Regions from separate parts of the Homo sapiens genome. Here region 2 is linked to region 1. A link is an interaction called in ENCODE POLR2A ChIA-PET data of the cell type or tissue named here. Cell type or tissue: GM12878. All regions are shown on one strand. Links, peaks and the distances in the headings refer to the core of each region. The heading gives the core; the rest is flanking DNA.

What was found. Peaks named below come from ENCODE experiments on the same cell type or tissue, not always from the same donor. Only the 100,000 strongest peaks of a DNase experiment are listed, where the experiment ranks them.
Region 2: POLR2A ChIA-PET joins it to region 1 with 5 read pairs; 2 of 35 experiments call an interaction of 5 or more read pairs at or near these places.

The regions. Positions count from the first base shown.
Region 1 is chr7:6,248,026-6,253,241 of GRCh38, reverse strand. The region is part of intron 1 of CYTH3 (cytohesin 3); the gene reads left to right. Among named protein-coding and RNA genes, the nearest start is that of CYTH3, 22 kb to the left of the region's middle. RefSeq lists an enhancer at 2,557-2,716. In GM12878, for the core only: no CTCF peak of the experiment used is centred there; a DNase peak (open chromatin) is centred at 2,741; H3K4me3 peaks cover 1,284 bases; H3K27ac peaks cover 3,175 bases.
Region 2 is chr7:6,568,138-6,572,736 of GRCh38, reverse strand. No RefSeq gene overlaps it. Among named protein-coding and RNA genes, the nearest start is that of ZDHHC4, 7.0 kb to the left of the region's middle. In GM12878, for the core only: no CTCF peak of the experiment used is centred there; no DNase peak of the experiment used is centred there.

The DNA of each region.
Region 1 (5,216 bases), core at 686-4,685:
CTGTCTCAAAAAAAAAAAAAAAAAATTGTTTTCGTGACACCTTTTTGAAGAGTCCAGGCTTATTGTCTAATATCATTATTTGCATCCTATAGACTAGATTGCATGTGTAAGCAGAATTGATAAGTGCTTCAGTTTCTTTAATTTTTTAATTGTAAATATGTTAAAAATCATTTTGATTCAAGGTAAAAGTGACATTCATTTTTCTTGTTCTTTGGTAAGTGTGGATTAAGTTGGTAACCAGAAGGAGTTACGGAGTGGTTCAGATGTCAGTGGAATGTGTGTGTGGGTAAATTTGGAACAAGCATCCACAGTGGTTTCTCAGACTCACACCCATCCGGAGGTAGTTATCTGGCTTAACATAGTGAGGATTTTATTTTAATATTTGGCCATGGTTTTATAAAGAAATGAACTTAACAATTGGAAAATTTAGTAAGACAAACTATATTTACATAATTTTCAAGAGATACTTTTGCTGTCAGATCCTTGGATGAAGACTAAACCTTAAATCTCTCAGGAATGCATCTTTTTCTTCTTCCCTCCCTCAACACTTTCCTATTGATTTAAAAAAAGAGCTTTAACTGCAGCTGAGACTAATACAGGATCCAGCTGTAGCTTTTTTGTTGTTGTTCATGTATCCGGTGATGGGCACAGCAAACTCATTGTATGAAAAGCCAATAAAGGAAAGGGCAGGGTGGGAAAAAAAATGACACTCCTCTAAAAGTATTCAAGAAATAGCAACAGGGTCTCGGAGTCTCCCTTTCAGATGACTGATTTAAATTCCATTCTAAAGTATTAATTTTGTTCGTGACTAGTCTAGAAGGCATTTTAATTTTCCCTTTTAATTATGTACACGCCACGTAACCAGAGAGTATATGTGAGGCTGACACATTATTTTCCTTGGAGGCAGAAAATAGTAAAGCATGAGAACCCAGAGAACTAAACGCTCCTCTTGTAAAATAGGGCAAAGATTCTTCAAAATACTGTTCATGTTCATGCTGGTATAGAGATAGCAAGGATCTGTGAAAGAAAGCCAGTTTCTCTTAAATTTGTTCAGTAGTACTCAAATTTATGCATTTACCATACAGCAAATAAATTCAGAATCAGTAGTTCAATCAAACTACATTCCACATTTGCCTATCTGTTTCAGTGTAATTTCTATAAAAGATTTGCATCTTCTGCTCTGTCTTAACAGGACCAGGTCCATATCACCATCCTGTAGCTGAAAATGAATTATGTTTTAAAGTGGTTTTTATGATCAATGTAATGATCATAAGACTAGTGATTTTCACATACTTATCTCAAGCATTTTGTTTTTCTTTTTTCACATTAAGGGGGTCAGATTTCTCATATTTCTTGTAATTGTAGCCAGACGTCCTGTTTGGGGACTATTAAATACCAATGGTGCCTGTGAAGAACTCATGCGATTCTGTGGTAACCATCTGAGTTATTCTTTGTAGATTTGATTTTATGGACAGGCCTCTTTGAAGTCCTGTACTCTATTTTTAGAAGCTCTTTTTTACGTTTCCGTGGTTCAGGGCATCAGTCATAAACATATTTATTATTCAGCACAAAAATGTTGTTCAGTGTCTTAAGGCTGTTTAAACTTTACGGAAATAATAAACCAGTGGCACTTCAGTGGATGTAATATATGAGCACTACTGAACAAATTTAAGGGCGGAGAATTTTGCGGTCCTTCACAGATTGCTGCTCTGTCTGCGCCGCCATGAACGGTATTTTGAAGAATCCTTTCCTATTTTACACTGAGAGGGTTCCGTCTCCATGCTTCTCACACGTTTTGATTTTCTGCCTCCCACTGAAAGAAACGCTTTTGTAGCCCTTCAAGAAACTTCCTACATGTCTCCCCTCCTTCTCTCCTGCCTCATTATTACTCCTTTAAAGAAAAAAAAAAAAAAGAATAGTCTGATAGCTTTCTTTTCAGATTTATTTTATTTTATTTATTTTTTTTGAGACGGTGTTTCGCTCTTGTTGCCCAGGCTGGAGTGCAATGGCGTGATCTCGGCTCACTGCAACCTCCGCCACCTGGATTCACGCGATTCTCCTGCTTCAACTTCTGAAGTAGCTGAGACTACAGGCGCCCGCCACCACGTCCAGCTAATTTTTCTATTTTTAGTGGAGATGGGGTTTTACCATGTTGGCCAGGCTGGTCTTGAACTCCTGACCTCAGTCCACCCGCCTTGGCCTCCCAAAGTGCTGGGATTACAGGCGTGAGCCACTGAGCCCGGCTCTTCTCAGATTTATGTATGATTGGTTTGCTGCTCTGTGTTGTAGCAGAGACCCTGTGCTCTGAAGTAATTTCTGATCCAGTGAAATATTACAGGAGCGAGGGACTGTGCACCTTCAGTGTATTTGGTAATAAAGCACCTATTCTCTTTTTAGAAATCACTATAATCCACATGCCATTATAGTCATCCTTTTAAATTACACAATTGAATGGCTTTTAGTATATTCATAAAGTTGTGCGACCATCAGCACTATCTAATTTTAGAACATTTTTATCACTTCAAAAAGAACCTGGGCCCCATTAGCTGTCATCCCCTCCTCTGCAACCCCTGGCAGTCATTCATTGACTTTTTGTTTCCATGGACATGTCACGTAAATGGAATCATAGAATATGTGGTCTTCTGTGTTTGGCATTTTTCACTCAGCAGGTTCATCCATGTTGTGGCATGAGTCATTTTCCCAGGTTCATCCGTGTTGCAGCTCGATTCAGTGTCAGTGTCTGTGCTTCTCCTGTGGGTGGAACTGAGACTTGGATTGGTTTTAGTGTTGGGAGTGGTCAGAGAGGTTTTGCTCACCTCTGTCACATGGTTGAATCTGTGGCTGTGTGCTATCTTGAAGGTTTTTAGGTTTGCTTGTGTTTTCTTCCTATTGAAAAGGTTGAAGTTTATTTTAACCCGTATTATTTGAAGGACCACATCAAATCCTTGCTATTGAAATCCTTTAGTTGATAATCTTATGAACAGTTGCATCTGGAGTAGAATCATGTTGTCTGTAGAAAGTTTTTACTCTCTCTGAAGACCAATAGTGGGTTCAAGAAACAGAATTCCCCAAGGGAGCCATACTGAAATCTGTTAACAGAAGCGTGAAGAGTCTACTTCTCGGGGATTCCAGTGTGATCCCAGTGGTGGACATAGGACAACAAATTTCCATCCCCTGTTCACCCCAAAATCTCGACAAATGACAGGGAAGAGACTGGGATGGGGGGCAAGTGGGGAGAAGTTGGTCAAAGCGTACAGTCTTGCATTTGTAAGATGAATAAATTCTGGAGACCTCATGTACAGCCCTGTGACTACAGTTAGAGATAACGTATTGTATGCTTGAAATTTGCAGAGTGATTTTAAGTATTCTCACTACACAAGCACAAGGTAACTATGTGAGGCGAGAGGTATGTTAATCTTCCTGACTGTGGTCATCATTTCACAGTGTCTCCTTAATCAAGACATCGAGATGTACACCTTGAATATATCCAATTTTTAGTTGTCAATTGTATCTCAACGTAGGTGGGGAAAAAAGAGCCTGGGAAGGGACCTTTTGCAAAGGATAGAGTGTAACACACTTTTGGAAGGAAACTACAAATGGGAAACCTATAAGCAGATAAAACAGAAGGAGGGTTTAGAGTAAGCAGGAGCAGCTTCTGGGCAGCCCCTCACGGGGCTGTGCTCAGACTAGTTAGTGTTTGGATTTTGGGTTCTGTTGGTGATCGTGGAAATTGTGCTGCAAATAAGGAGAATTCAAAGGCCCTCCGAAGCCACTGTGCTGGGAGGGTTTTCTACACTCTTCTCTGTCCTTTCCTGTTCCTCTTGTTTTGAGGAGTCTACAGCATTTTACCCATAAGCAAATTTTCTTTACAGAGATTGGATTCCTTGCCTGGGGAGAATTGGAACTCAATGGGTGTGTACCAACACCCCAAGTAAAGCTTTTTAACATTTTTGTTTGTTTGTTTTGTTTATGCGGCTTCTCCAGTAAAGGGCCCTATCTTTTTCATCCCCAAGAGAAGCCCTCCAGTGGACAAGCTGTGCTCACAAACACAGAACATAGTGAACCTTCCCATTTGAAAGGGAAATCGAGTGAGAAAAGTTACCTACACGCAACACCAAAGGAAGACATAGCTAGCTTCATCGCATTTTTAAATGTGTACAAACAGCAAGGACCTCCAGATGGATGAAAAAACCCAACAGCGTGAAAGAGAAAATTTAAAATAAAATTTCTATAGAAACAGAGAAAGCTGACATCAAAAGAATTCAGAAGATAGAACACTGAAAAATGGTCATTGGCAACTTCCAGGAAGATGTGACTTGGGCACTAGGCTTTGTCTCACTTCTTACCTCCCCTCCCTTGAATCACCAGATCCCCATGGAAGTGATTGAGAAAAAGAGAGATGAAAAGCTGAATCAGAATAGATAGTGGGATCAGGGTGAAGAAATACCAGGGCCTGACTCATCACTCTGTTTCCTTAGAACTCAGTGCAGGGTTGTGAGGAACATATGGAGATGTGGTGTTGGCTGTGCTAATTTGGGAGAGCAGAGAGCGAGGGAGGCCTGATGACCCTGAGTGGCCACGGGCAGCCGGGGTGGGCTTGTGCAGCAGCGATATTGATGAGCAGCTGAACTGGGAGGCCAGAGGACACACGCGGCTTCAACACGCTCAAAACTGCTAGAGCTTCTCCTGGGCGCCACAGTCCTCCTTCCTGGTGCATTGGGTGGCATCCCACCCATCTGGAGTGGAAGCCAGGTCTAGACAGGGAGAGTTAGATGCAGAAACTAGAAAACAAAAGCAACACGATAGGCTCAGAGAAGGAGGCTCCCAGAGCTGACGTTCCCTTGAAGATGGACCACATCTCTGAATAGGCAGTGCAGTTTATATATGCATCCTCCAGCCTATAAACTTAGAGTTAGAAAACAGCAACAATAAAAACCCACCAACGTTTAGCAGCATTCTGAGGAGGAGGTCCAGCTATTCTTTTTTTTTTTTTTGGCTGGGGGGGGGTTGGGGGAGGATGGGTCTAAATACTATTGTTCAGAAATAAAGAATAAAGCAACATGTTTCCAAAAGAAAATAGGAGGGGGATATAATTTTTGAGGCAGAGGAATAGTATAATTTAGAAAATAGTAATTATAGAAATGAGAAGTAAATTTCAGATTGAATCTACTTTGTGCTGTTCTTAATAAACTTCAAGAAACACAAATAAGTGGTTG
Region 2 (4,599 bases), core at 1-4,000, 320 kb before region 1:
GGAGGATGTCCACAGGAGTAGGAGGAGGCTGGGCACTTTGGGTCATGCCTGTAATCCCAGCACTTTAGGAGGCTGAGGCTGGAGGATCGCTTGGGGCCAAAAGTTTGAGACCAGCCTGAACAACATAGCGAGACCCCATCTCTACAAAAAATTTAAAAATTAGCCAGGCATGGTGGTGCACAGCTGTAGTCTCAGCTGCTCAGGAGACCGAGGTGGGAGGATCGCTTGAGCCCAGGAGGTCAAGCCTGCGGTGAGCTATTATTTCACCACTGCACTGTAGCCTGGGCAATAGGACAAGACTTCGCATCTTTAAAAAAAATGTTTTTCTTTTTGTTTTTGTTTTTTGACACGGAGTCTCGCTCTGTCGCCCAGGCTGGAGTGCAGTGGCGCCATCTCGGCTCACTGCAACCTCTGCCTCCCAGGTTCACGCCATTCTCCTGCCTCAGTCTCCCCAGTAGCTGGGACTACAGGCGCCCACCACCACACCCGGCTAATTTTTTGTACTTTTAGTAGAGACAGGGTTTCACCATGTTAGCCAGGATGGTCTCGATCTCCTGACCTTGTGATCCCCCCGCCTCAGCCTCCCAAAGTGCTGGGATTACAGATGTGAGCCACCGCGCCCGGCCAAAAAAAAATGTTTTTAAATAAACAAAACAAAGCAAAAGAAGTGGGAGGAGAGTCAGGGAAGAGGGGGTAACATGGAAGCCAAAGAGGACGTGCACTACAATCCCCCAGGGAGGCTCTAAGGGTGAGGCCAATGGAAGGAACCTGGAATGAGCCTCCCACAGACTGTGAAATGTCCCCAGGGAATGGCTCTAGTGATCACCGTAGCCCCCCGGGTTCTGATAATTCCTCTGGCCCAGCAAGCCACCAGGGCAGCTCCTCTCCAGAGCTGGCTGGAGATGCTACGTCACTGGATGGAGGCCTCCAGAATAAGGCCTTGGAAGCCGTGCTGCCTGAGACTGCAGTGTCAGAAGGGTTTCTGAACACGAGCTGGAAGCAAGAGGACCAGAGGGAGAGGCATCTGGAATACATAGTGTTGGGTGGTTGTTGCACACACAGACACGGTGAGCTTGCTCATTGCAGTAGCTGGCATGCCTCACCCTGACTGTCACTCTCTCATGATACTCCCAAGAGTGGGTGGAGACTGAAACTGCCTTTGCAAATATGACAGTGAGCGAAATCTGACCTGACTCCATCCTACTTCTAACCTCCAAGCTGCCCTTGGTCATTCCTGGATATCGGCCAAGATAACTATGGGAGGAATTTCGTTTAACTTTTTTTTTTAATTTTTTTTTTTTTTGAGACTGGGTCTCACTTTGTTACCCAAGTTGGATTGCAGTGGCCAGATCATGGCTTACTGCAGCCTCCAACTCTTGGCCTCAAGCAATCCTCCAGCCTCAGCCTCCTGAGTAGCTGGGACTACAGGGAAGTGCCATCATGCATGGATATTTTTTAATTTTTGTAGAGATGGGGTACCTCTATGTTGCTCAGGTTGGTCTCGAACTCCTGGGCTCTGGCGATCCTCCTGCCTCAGCCTCTCAAAGTGCTGGGATTATAGGTGTAAACCAGCTTAGTTCAATTTTTTTTTTTTTTTTTGAGACGGAGTCTCACTCTGTCACCCAGGCTGGAGTCAGTGGCGCGATCTTGGCTCACTGCAACCTCTGCCTCCTGGGTTCAAGCGATTCTCCTGCCTCAGCCTCCCAAGTAGCTGGGACTACAGGTGTGTGCCACCACACCCAGCTAATTTTTTTTTTGTATTTTTAGTAAAGATGGGGTTTCACCATATTGGCCAGGCTGGTCTTGAACTCCTGACCTCGTGATCTGCCCGCCTTGGCATCCCAAAGTGCTGGGATTACAGGTGTGAGCCACCTCACCCAGCCCTAAGTTTAACTTTAAAAAAATGATAAAAGCCCCTTCCCAACAACTAGCCCCTCCTTGTTCATGGACTAAACCACCTTTGTAAAACTAATAAACAACCAAAGATTAGGCTTGTGTGAGGAATATGAACTCTGCTAAAGTGGAGGCCAACTTCAATGACAACCAGCCATTGTTCCAGAAGTCAAAAGATTCATAACCTTCCCAGTTGCTCCTATAGATAACATCACTACTGGAAAACCTAAGATTGGTGTTCAAGGTATCTTTTAGATCCTGTATTGTAATGGACCAGCTGGTGCCACTGTGACTGGTAAAAGGGCTCAGCTGGTCACATGATCCCACCCAGGGACCGGCCCAGCTCAAGAAGATAGCTCCGGGCTGGGCGCAGTGGCTCACGCCTGTAATCCCAGCACTTTGGGAGGCCGAGGAGGGCGGATCACGAGGTCAGGAGATGGAGACCATCCTGGCTAACATGCTGAAACCGCGTCTCTACTAAAAATACAAAAAATTAGCCGGGCGTAGTGGCGGGAACCTGTAATCCCAGCTACTCGGGAGGCTGAGGCAGGAGAATGGCATGAACCTGGGAGGCAGAGCTTGCAGTGAGCCAAGATTATGCCACTGCACTCCAGCCTGGGCGACAGAGCAAGACTCCGTCTCAAAAAAAAAAAAAAAAGAAGGTAGCTCCAGCCCCCTAGGATTTCATCCCCAGTGCAAACAATGAGGATTCCCCATTCCCTAGCCCCCACTCACCAAATTATTCTTACAAAACCCTAGTCTCTGAATTTTCCAGGAGACTGATTTGAGTGATAAACTCCAGTCCTTCCACGTGGCTAGCCTTGCATTAATTAAGCTTTCTTTACTGCAATACCGTTGTCTCAGTAAATTGGCTCTATCTGTGCAGCTGAAAGAAGAGCCAGTCAGGCGATTAGACCATCAAGGGGGAGCATATACAGCTGACCCCAAAGTCATGTTGTCAAATGCATCCTCCTTTGTGTCTCTGAAACCATCACTGCAAAATTATAACTGAGAAAATTATGACAGTCAAAGAAATCAGACCTAACCAATTTTACGCTGTCCTTGTTCATCCTGGGCATAGGCTGAACTAACTTTGGGAAGTAATTCAGTTCATGGTTTGACTCTGAAACAAAACTGATAACAGCCCTTTCCCGAAAAGACCCCCTTCTTTCCTGGGGACCAGTCTGACTTTGCAGGACTAACAGATTAGCTACAAGATTAGAAATGACAGTTTAGGGGCTGTGCAGCCTCTGGCTCCAAGAGTCTGAACCTCCCCAGATTGCTCCTGGGGGTAACATTACTTTTATAAAACCTAAGGTCAGTGCTTGAGCTATTTTGCAGGCCCTGCACTGGATGGATCAGCTGACACCATCCAGACGAGTCATCGGGCTCCACCAGTTCTGCCATCCTACCCGGGAACAGAAGACAGCAAGAAAACCTCACTTCGACCTCCCATGATTCCATCTCCAACCTGACCAATCAGCACTGCCCACAAGCCCCTACCCGCCAAGTTATCTGTAAAAACTCTGTGGCTCACGCCTGTAATCCCAGCACTTTGGGAGGCCGAGGCGGGGGGATCACAAGGTCCGGAGATCGAGACCATCCTGGCTAACACAGTGAAACCCCGTCTCTACTAAAAATACAAAAAAGTAGCCGGGCGCGGTGGTGGGCGCCTGTAGTCCCGGCTACTCAGGAGGCTGAGGCGGGAGAATGGCATGAACCCGGGAGGCGGAGCTTGCAGTGAGCTGAGATCGCACCATTGCTCTCCAGCCTGGGCGACAGAGCGAGACTCTGTCTCAGACAAATAAATAAATAAATAAACAAACAAACAAATAAATAAATAAATAAAATAAAACTTTGTAATCTCAGCACTTTGGGAGGCTGAGGCAGGCGGATCATGGGATCAGGAGTTCAAGACCAGCCTGACCAACATGGTGAAGCCCTGTCTCTACTAAAAATACAAAAATTAGCTGGGCAGAGTGGCGCGTGCCTGTAATCCCAGCTACTCAGGAGGCTGAGGCAGGAGAATCGCTTGAACCCAGGAGATGGAGGTTGCAGTAGCCGATATCACGCCATTGCACTCCAGCCTGAGTGACAGAGCAAGATTCCATCTCAAAAAAAAGAAAAAACCAACTCTGATCCCCAAATGCTCGGGGAGACTGATTTGAGTAATAATAAAACTCCGGTCTCCCGCACAGCTGGCTCTGCATAAATTACTCTTTCTCCATTGCAATTCCCCTGTCTTGATAAGTCGGCTCTGTCTAGGCAGCGGGCAAGGTGACCCCTTGGGTGGTTACATCTCCGTAACTGGACTTAGTGTGGCTGCTGTGACCCACGTTCCAATGGGACAGCAAACCTGTCTCTCCTACCCTGCTTTTTTTTTTTTTTGAGACAGAGTCTCGCTCTGTCGCCCAGACTGGAGTGCAATGGCGCAATCTCTGCTTCCTGGGTTCAAGCAATTCTCATGCCTCAGCCTCCCAAGTAGCTGAGATTACAGGCACACGCCACCATGCCCAGCTAATTTTTTTGTTTTTACTAGAGACAGGGTCTCATCACGTTGGCCAGGCTGGTCTCAAACTCCTGACCTCAAATGATCCACCTGCCTTGGCCTCCCAAAGTGCTGGGATTACAGGCGGGAGCCACTGTGCCTGGCCTGCCCGCCTTCTTGAGTCTCCCCTCTTTGCCCATGGCTCAGACTTTTACTGC